Linked DNA regions of Homo sapiens: region 2 is linked to region 1. A link is an interaction called in ENCODE POLR2A ChIA-PET data of the cell type or tissue named here. Cell type or tissue: Panc1. All regions are shown on one strand. Each heading gives the region's core, and the rest is flanking DNA. Links, peaks and the distances in the headings are about the cores only.

The links. Peaks named below come from ENCODE experiments on the same cell type or tissue, not always from the same donor. Only the 100,000 strongest peaks of a DNase experiment are listed, where the experiment ranks them.
Region 2: POLR2A ChIA-PET joins it to region 1 with 5 read pairs; 1 of 35 experiments calls an interaction of 5 or more read pairs at or near these places.

Annotation. Positions count from the first base shown.
Region 1 is chr10:132,400,090-132,404,917 of GRCh38, reverse strand. It overlaps PWWP2B (PWWP domain containing 2B), which reads right to left. Exons shown (of 3, transcript NM_138499.4): 2 at 1-292. Among named protein-coding and RNA genes, the nearest start is that of PWWP2B, 5.3 kb to the right of the region's middle. RefSeq lists an enhancer at 3,375-4,151. In Panc1, for the core only: no CTCF peak of the experiment used is centred there; no DNase peak of the experiment used is centred there; H3K27ac peaks cover 675 bases.
Region 2 is chr10:131,653,079-131,657,906 of GRCh38, reverse strand. No RefSeq gene overlaps it. Among named protein-coding and RNA genes, the nearest start is that of LINC01164, 130 kb to the left of the region's middle. In Panc1, for the core only: no CTCF peak of the experiment used is centred there; a DNase peak (open chromatin) is centred at 2,644.

The DNA.
Region 1 (4,828 bases), core at 386-4,385:
CCACAGCTTGTACGTGTCCCGGAGCCACAGCGGGTGAGGGAAGGGGGCGCCTTCGAAGTAGGGAGGGTACGGGGGCAGGCTTCCGGCGGGCAGCGGCGGCACGAGGGGCGGGGGTGGCTCGGGGCGGGTGGTCTCGGGGGGCTGAACCCCGCGGGCAGGAGGGGGGGAGCTGGACCCCAGCTGCATCACCTCTGCATCCCCCTCCTCGGGAGCCCGGCCATGGCTGTCGTTGACAGGGGACTCATCGACCTGGGGCAGCGGAGCCAACGGGGGTAGGCCAAAGAGGCCGGACCTGGCAATGGAGAGAGAGAAACCACAGTGAGAAGGGACCCTGGCACATCTGCCACCCGCACCAGCCCCCAGAGCCAAGGCCCCCGACCCATGCTCCGGCAGGTCTGGGCAGCGAGCCATGCCCTGAGTCCAGGGCTGTATTTCAGGACGGTAAACCAATGCCCATGCTCCCTACGTATGTCCTGGGTTGGACACAGCAGGGCAAGACATGTGCCTTCCAAAGCCAAGCAGCATATGGCCGGGAGGTCAGCTGCTTCCCTGGCCAGAGACAGGCCCAGAGGCTCCGAATCTCAGTCCATGGCCCCAGGGGACATGTGGACCCCAGCAGGAATGCTCCCAGGAGGCCTGACCTGGCCCGGGGAGGGGTCTGGCTGCTTGTGACCCATGGCCCTGGACCCCAAAACTCAGGCTCCTTGCTCACAGGCTCAGCCGTTCCCTCCTCTCCGAGGGGCTGGGGGACTCAGGGAAGACAACCCCTAGGGCCAGGCAACGCTTCAACCCCCAAAGCAAGCCCCTGGAGAAAGCTCCCTGCAGGAGCCCAGAAGAATGCCGTCCTGCAGGAGCCCTGGAGAATGCCGTCCTGCAGGAGCCCTGGAGAATGCCGTCCTGCAGGAGCCCTGGAGAATGCCGTCCTACGGGAGCAGGGTTCCAGGTGCATGACGTGTGTCTGGGGTGGGGCTGCGCGTGGCCCGGGGCTGAGCCCTCTGGAGATGGCCCAGATGCTTTCAGTGGCCCCGAGAGAGCCCTCATCCCCATCTGCCCACCTGGCACCCTCAGGTCCTGCCCTGCTGGGCCACACGAGCTGCAGGGGAAGGGGCACAGGGGGCAGGAGCAGCCACTGCTGGGGGAGCCACAATTAAGGCCCCGCGGCTGCCACAGCCGGGACACCAATCCCAGTTGTAAAGGCCTTCTCATCCTGGGACTCGCTGGGCCGGGCAGCCTGCGCTTAACGGCTAGTGCCCAGCACTGTGCGTGGCTTTGGGGGATTTGTCCTCAGAAGCAGCTCACGTCCTAGAGTGCAGGCCACCTCGCTGCACGGGCACCTGGCTGCCCCATCATTCTCGAGGCCCAAGTGCAGCCAATGTCCCCGAGCCCTGTCCCCTGTTGGCCTCATCCCGCCCAACAAGCTGCTGTGAGCGCGTCAGGAAAACAGTTCTGCGAACGCTGATGTTACCACAGACCATGGAAAACGGGTCCACAGAATCCACGTTTCCACAGGGAACACGCGTAACTGGTAACAAACCAGATGCAATTTTCAAGACCGCTCTAGCTAAACCAGAGAAAAAAGAGAGGGAGATGGAGAGAAAGAGACAGAAAAGCAACACAGCATTGCGACTCGCCGGGGAGGGCACAGCAGTGGCCTTGGGGCCTGTGAGGGGATGAACACGGGGCGGGGGGTTCTGCTCTGTGGTGGGTGGGGGTGGTCAGAGTGAGCGCCACCCGCCCCATTCTCCTCTGGCCAGGCACCGCTGTGGGGCCTGCAGCCACGGGCTAGCAACGGCAGGAGCATCTCTGGAGTGCGGGCTGGGCCCCCTGTGCAAATGGTCTCACTGAGCCCTGCAGCAGCCGTGGGAAGCGGGCTGCCTTCAACTCTGATGGGCTAAGACTTTCGCGAGAAAGGGAGGCCAGTCCCGGGCGGTGCCCTCACCAGTCCCAGCCAGGTGCTGGCGCCAGGACCGAGGAGCACAGACCCCATGCACCCCGGGGGCCAGCGGGCCACACCTGGCCGCTCCAGCGTTTGTGAAGAAAGTTTTACTAGCACACAGCACAGCCCCCAGGTTCCTTTATACGCTGTCCGTGAGCCAGGCCACAGTGGGGCCACCCAAGCCGGCGACTTTCACTTACAGAAAAGGTTTGCCAGAGTTAAGCTGTGGAAGATGAGCCTTTGCCCAAAACCAGCCCCCACCCCCGCCCAGGGTTGCAGGCTGATGTCTCCAAGTCCCCTGGCCTCATAGCCAGAACTGGCCTCCGTACCCAAATCAGCAGCCAGTTCATCATCTTCCATGAGCACCTTGTGAGCATTTAATACAGGCTGAGCATTCTGAGAACCAACTTCGTGTGCTCACACAGAAGCACGTCCATGTGCATGCACACTCCTCACGCTGGTGCACACGCCCGCTGGTGCACGCAGGCACCCTGAGCTTCTGGGCCAGCATGCTTACGGCCCCTTGCTGTTGGGGGAGCCAGGAACCCCTCCATAGGACCCAATGAAAGGGCCTCAAATGAGGGCAAATGAGGGGATGTTGGCAAGGAGAAGGCCTCCCATGGAGCAGAAGCATCCCTGCCAGAGGACGGTGGCTACGACAGCCAGAGGGAGGGGGCAACCCCACTAGGGCTGGGGAACATGGCACCCTGACCACTCGGGGTTGTGGACTGGGCTGAAGGTGCCAGGACCCTGAGGAGGCCCCACAAACGGAGCCAGCCCCATCCCTTGCCCCAGGATCTTCAGCCACAGGCCAGGGGTTAGTCCCTTCCCAGGCAGATCAAATGGGTGGGGGGCAGCCTGAGCTTTGCCATCCCCTTTGGGACCCTGAGTCACACCTGCATCAGTGCCCAGGGACTGGACAAGCCAGCCCTACAAAAACGGCCGGTGACCCTGGCACGTCAGGCAGCCATACTTCCTTCCTGGAGCTGCCGCCCTGCCCAGGCCGCACCCCAGCGCACTGGTGGGTAAACAGGGTGGGAACAGAACAGGGTGGGAACAGCTCACTCCGCAGGCTGGGACGGGTAGGGGAACCCAGCCCTAGGGATCTTGCAAAGCCAACAGCAGAGCCCCCAGGCTGCTGGGACCTCGGCTCCTGCCCTCCTTGAGCAACCCCATGAGATACAGATCACAGTCTTCCCATTTCGCAGATTGGCCAGTGAGGCCGAGCGAGACCAGGGAACGTGCCTCCAGGCTGAGTGGGTGGGTACCCACGGGGGTCTCCAGGCACGGGGACGGCGCTGGCACAGGGAGAACCTCAGTGGCTTATCCTGGACCCTGGGACGTGAAGAGTGGTCCTTCTGGAAGTGCACAGGTGCAGTGTAGTTCCCCACACACCCACCCCCTAGGGACAGGGGCCCCACTGGCCTGGCTGTGACCCACAGGTAACACCGAGCCTTGGCAGGTGGGAAGATGGAGTGGCCCTGGAGCTAGATGGGCCTGCTGGGTCCAGGCTGCCCTTTTAGAGCCATCCGCTGGGCCTTGCCTGTGGGGAAGGGAAGGACATGTGGGGGCCCCATGGGGGCCCTGCCTGTGGGGAAGAGGACATGCGAGGGGCCCCTTGAAATAAGCCTCACGCGACATCCTTGCGAGCTCAGGGACAGAACAAATAACCTTTGCTTTGAGAAAGGGCTAGGGAAACTGAGGCAGGGGTGAGACGCCCTGGAGTCTCTAATTGCAGAACGGACCAGACCCCAAAGCAAAAAGTACGCCAGTGCCACTCCCAATGGCACAGCAGTGTCCTGGCAAGGACACGGGGGCCCTGGAGACCAGGCCTGAGGTCCTCAGCCAGACACAAGTGGCCGAGCCTTAACTCAGCCGTGGCGGCCCTGGGGCCTCGCCTGGATGTCAGGCTCAGCCAAACTCCCAGAAAGGCCCAGGCCTGAGGTCTGCCCGGGACCATGGCCGGGAGGAGCACAGCCCTGGCTGCCTGCCCAAGCCCCCTGCACTCGCTGGCAGCGCCTCCCCACGGCTTCCCCATTCTACAGACCAGGGCCATGAGATGGCAGATGCCCACATGGCAGCCCCCTGCCTGGCCTCCCGGGCCCACATTCACCCTGGACCTTCCTTCCTCACTCTCTGATCAGGAAAGGACACCCTGTTGTGGCCTAAAGAGGTAAAGAAAATGCGGCTCCTGGAACAGGAACAGGCAGCCTCAGCGCAGCGCAGGACAGCCTGAGTCTGGCACCCAAGGCCTCGGCTATGCTCCAGTGTCAGTCTAGAAAGCGTCTGCAGTCTCCCTGTAGCCCTGCAGACACCCACAGCAGGACAGCATGCGGGAAAAGGGCGGGCAGGTCAGGCCTGCTGGGGGCAGTGGGGTCTCCCCAGGCCAACTCTCTCAGGGGTTAGGGAAAAGCAGGCTGGCAGGAGAAGCCACAGGCTAGACACCAGGGGAGCGCCTCCTCCAAGGCCCCACAAGGGGAGCCTGCCTCACCCTGTGGGCACCTGCCCCAGGATCTCCAGGGGAGAGCAGGTGGGGCCAGGTGGCCACGGCCGGCCCCCTGTGTCCTGGACTCAAGGGTTTATGAGCCGTCAGCATAGTCCCTCTCTAAGCCCTGTGGGGCTCCCCAAGTAGCACAAGGCCAGGCCCCCACCCCACACCCTCCTTACCCACTCACTCAGATGCCATCCCCTCGAGACGCTCCGAAGACCAGCCATGCTAGCCAGGCCTCCTGGTGCCCTGGCCTTCAATGCACTAGGCCTGTGTCCCTCTCACTCCCCAAGGGCAGGGGGCACAGCCTATCACCACTGCAGCCCTGGCCCAGGTGCTCCCCCGCTTGGTTGTTGAGTGAATCATCCCAAGAGCAGCCCCCAGCAGTGCAGCCTCCACCTGGA
Region 2 (4,828 bases), core at 299-4,298, 750 kb after region 1:
GTTATTTAAAGCTTGGGAAGAAGAAGGTAGGTCCCGCCTGGCCCTAGGATGCGGGAAGGCTGGACTGGGGGGGCTACCACGGTTGTTTTGTCCCCACACTTGGGGCTGACACATTGGATGCCTGATTGGAATCAGGTGAGAGGAGACAGAAAACTTTGTTCTGATCAAATAACAGATGGATCCCAGGGTGGGAAGGAATAAACGGCAAACCACAAGGGCCCAGTGAACCAGGGAACACACAGCAGCCTCTGGAAACGAAGGGGTTTCCTGGGGAGAAGGCAGTGGATGCTGATTGGTCAATATTACAAGTCCAGCCCGAGCCAGGTGCGCCTGCAGATGACCTCCCGGAACGTTCCCAGCCCATGGAGGCAGGTGGGTATTGCACGTCCAGCTCGTGCTGGGCACACCCGCAGATGACCTTCCAGAATGTTTGCAGGCCGTGGAGGCAGCTGCTGTGGTGTTGGCTGCACTGTGTCCAGCAGGTGCCTCGTGTGCCCATCCCGTCATTCCTTTAGACTTGTCTGCAAATTGTGCTCTCCTTTCTACTGTGCACATGATGTCAGGCTCTGGCTAGCTCCACCCTTGCTACTGAAGAAATAGATGTGTTTGGCCGGGTGCGGTGGCTCACGCCTGTAATCCCAGCACTTTGGGAGGCCGAGGTGGGCGGATCACCTGAGGTCAGGAGTTTGAGACCAGCCTGACCAACATGGAGAAACCCCACCTCTACTAAAAATACAAAATTAGCTGGGCATGGTGGCACATGTTTCTAGTCCCAGCTGCTCAGGAGGCTGAGGCAGAATTGCTTGAATCTGGGAGGCAGAGGTTGCGGTGAGCTGAGATCGTGCCATTGCACTCCAGCCTGGGCAACAAGAGTGAAACTCCATCTCAGAAAAGAAAAAAGAAAAAAAGAAAAAAAAAAGAAATAGACGTGTGCTTTGCTTTTGTTTATAGCTTTAAAACTTTAAAAAATGTTTAAGCTTTGTTGTTCTTTGTTATCTGAAAGGGAAATCAGCCTTCAGGCAGAATGGCCCTGAGACTGCAGGGATCCATGTGTAGCCCTGGCTCTTGACCTCCACCTGATCCGGCCGGGCCCTCTGCCTTCCAAGGTAAGGCTCCCAAGGCCAATGTGTGGTGTGTGACTCTGCATGGCACATGGCTCCTGTGTGGCACGTGGCTCCCATGTGGCACTGGCTCCTGTGTGGCATGTGGCTTCTGCATGGCAGGTGGACCCCATGTAGTCCCATGTGGTGTGTGGCTCCCACGTGGCATGTGGCTCCTGTGTGACGTGGGGCTCTCATGTAGCACGTGGCTCCTGTGTGGCATGTGGATACCATGTGGTCCCATGTGGTGTGTGACACGTGGCTCCTGTGTGGTGTGTGTCTCCTGCGTGGCATGTGGATACCATGTGGCATGTAGCTCCCGTGTGGCACATGCTCTTGTGTGGTAGTCTGGCCTTTTTTCCTGTTCTCCAGGCTCAGGGCTGGCTCAGGCTGAGGCAGGTGAGGGTGGGACCTGGGATCAGGGGTCCCGGGGGTTTGTGGGTGGCCTCTGAGGTCTGCCTCATTTCCATCATCTTCTCTTATTGGTCACTGTTTTGTGTGTTACTGAGAACCACCTACAAGGACAAGAACAGATTCCAGAGAATGCCTCTTCCTGGACCAGGGAAAGTGCGGGTTCCAGCGAGACTTCTGAGAAGCGTCACGTCCTCTGATGAGTCACCTGGCCTGCAGGTTTCAGGGACCCATTTCCAGGATTTCCTGGGCTCGACAGGCCCCATGAGCCCCATTTCTACAATCGGGAGTCTGTGTCTGTTGAGGAGGGGTGGAGGGAGTTGTATTCTATGGGTATATGAGGAAAGGCTAAACAGGATAGAACCTGGAGCATAAAAATGGGCTTCTAGGAAATGGTGTAAGCTAAAGAGAAAAGTGAAAGAAAACTCTCCCCTGGAAAGCTACAAATAAACAGAATAAAATGAGTGGAGTAATATTCTCCGGGACCTGTTCTTAGAGAAATTCTCTGGAAATGTTTTAAAGTGAAATTAATACTTCATACTACCTTTAATGTAAGCATGATTTGTTTTTAATGTTATATTAAATGTCAATTTGCAAAAAAGATTCCGTAGGTACCAAGGATCCTGCTTTTCCCAGGTAAAGGCAACCTGACCATGTTGGCTGTGTTTTAATTAAACCTGGGCCCCGGCCAGAGTGGCTCCCTGTGCAGGGTTCTCATCAGCAGAGGCTCTGTGCTCACGGGTGAGTGGAAACACGTTCATGGGAAAAGACTGGAATTAAATTGTCTTCCTGGGCGGCCCTGCATTGGTCAGCAGAGGTGAATCCCCTGCTTCCCCCTTTGGAGGGCACTTGGCCACTCCTCCTCCACTCTTCCCCTTGTTCCAGAATTTCTAGGCTCAGCGCTGCAGTGGGACCCTGAGCTGAACAACCCGACACCCAGGCTCTGCTCCAGCGAGGCCTTGCTGGTTTCGCTGGCTTCCTCTAGGACACCTGCACTCTGAGTCAGACTCCGCTCCCCAGAAACAGCCCCGGGACCCTGGGAAAAGGCACTGGCCAGGGAGGTCACGACCTTGACCAGCTGACCAAGTGCAGGGCACAGCTTGGCTGCCAGCCAGAGACTTTGCCTGGGGCTGTGTGTGCGGCTTCTGTGTTCAGGGAGGAATGAGTCTCATCTCAACCAACTCAGAAGCCAGCACTGCTCCAGCTTTTATTGCAGGAGGATTCCGGAAACTTCCATGACCTAAGGAACGTGGGTAAATGCAACAGAGGAAACAGAAGCAAACCAGGACAGGCCGAGAAGCCAGGCGGGAGAGCTGTGGCCTGCCTGGGCTCACCCTGACACCGCACAAGGAAGCACAGCCGGACTAGCGTAGCGAGGGCGCCCAGGCCTGCCCTGCACCTGCGGGAACCACTTGGGGCAGGCTCCTGTTTCGTGACACAGGCTCCTGTTTCGTGACACAGGCTCCTGTTCCATCCACGGGCAGGGTTGGCCCCGCGAGGCCCACAGACATGGGTGGAGCTCCCTGAGGCACCCTTGCTGGGTACTCCGGGTGCAGAAGGAGGCGTTGGACACTGCAAGGCCAGGAGGTGAGGTGCTGTCCAGGCCCTGCCATCATTTTCAGCAAACCTGCAGAGCTGCCCTCTGCGCCCCAGCCCCCTGTGTGAGGAGCAGAGACGGCTGTGCACCCGGGAGGCCAGTGACGCTCCTGGACGCAGCATGGGGAGGCTGGATGCATAGGGTCCAGGGCGTATGCATCCTGCTCCTGGCCCTGTTCCTGGCCAGGCTGGCTGACCCTCACTAGCCGCTCCACCTGGATGCTCTGGGGGCACCAGACCCAGCCTCTCAGAGGGAAGCAGGGCCAGGAAGAGGCAGGCACTGGCCAGGGGCTCTTGGAGAAGCGGCCCTGAGAGTAGGGGCCAGCCCATGCCAGGCTGGGGCTGAGGGTGTTCAGCTCTGCCCTGGAGTCCTTGACCTTTGTGGGGGCAGCCCCTAGACCCCAAATGTCCACAGCGTCTGCCCCTCCCCAGGGTGCCAAGGATGGCTCAACCCAAGGACAGCAACTGACCTAAGGCTGCTGGTGCCCAGTGGACTCTGACGTGGGCTGTATGCATCAGTGAGTGTATGTGAGGGTGTGTGAGTGTGTGTGTGTGCAGGAGGGCAGTGCGTGTCTGCTGCTTCCTTGTGTGTGCATGTGTGAGTGGTGCCGTGCATGTCTGCTGCCTCCATGTCAGTGTGCGTGTGCCTGTGAGAGTTGCCTCTGTGTGTGTTTGTGTGTGTTTGAGTGGTGCCATGTGTGTCTGGTGCCTTTGTGTGTGTGTGTGTATGTGGGTTACCATGTGTGTCTGCTGCCTCCTTGTGTGTGCATGTGTGTGTGTATGTGAGTGTGAGAGTGGTACTGTGTCTGTGGCCTCTGTGTGAGTGGGAGTGTGCGTGTGTGTGTTTGCATGTGTGTGTGTGCTTATGAGTGCTGCCATGTGTCTGCTGCCTCTGTGTGAGTGGGGGTGTGCATGTGTGTGTTTGCGTGTGTGTGTGCTTGTGAGTGCTGCTGTGTGTCTGCTGCCTCCATGTGAGTGGGAGTGAGCGCTGGAGCATCTGAACTCCTGGTCCCCCCAGCGGGGACTCTCCCGCCTCCTGTTGGAGGACGCCGGATGGGTGCTCCCCTGGGAGGGATGAGGCAGCCTGTCTCCAGCCCTGCTTGCACCAGTGCATGCACATGGACCCCCTCAACCTTCCCTGAAGTCCAGAAGGGAGGCCTTGCTAGGGATCCTGTGGTTCCCCTTCCACAGATCTCAGGGCTCCTGGAAAGCCCAGGAAATTCGAGCACACCAAGGAACAGACTGTGCCCCCTCTGCTTTCCAGGCCTCCATGCATTATCCTCCTAGACTCGGGGCCAGCGGGGAGGGAAGCGTCCTCAGCCTCAGTGGCAGATGTGGAAATGAATGATTTGCTGGAAAACACAGAGCTAGTGGATGGTAGGGCTGGGGTCTGAACCGTCGTCGGGCTGAGTCCACCATGTGTGACTTTTCGTTCTATGCCACTGCCGTCTGTGTGTGGGCAATGCCAGTTGCCTCCCCAGGTGCCGGGTCATGAGTGGATACAAGGATGAGCCCAGAGGACCTGTGCAAGGTCAACAGGTAGTGCCCAAGGTCAGCACCTAACATCCCCCTGCCTGCTGGAGGGGGCGTGTCCATGGCCCACCGTCTGCGGCTCCCGTCCAGCCTCTGGGGTGTGGGGGCCTCCGTGGTTTATTTAGGTCTATAACAGTCTTTCAGGCAAGCGCACTCTGGAGGGACCAGGGTTCCTCCCACACAGATCA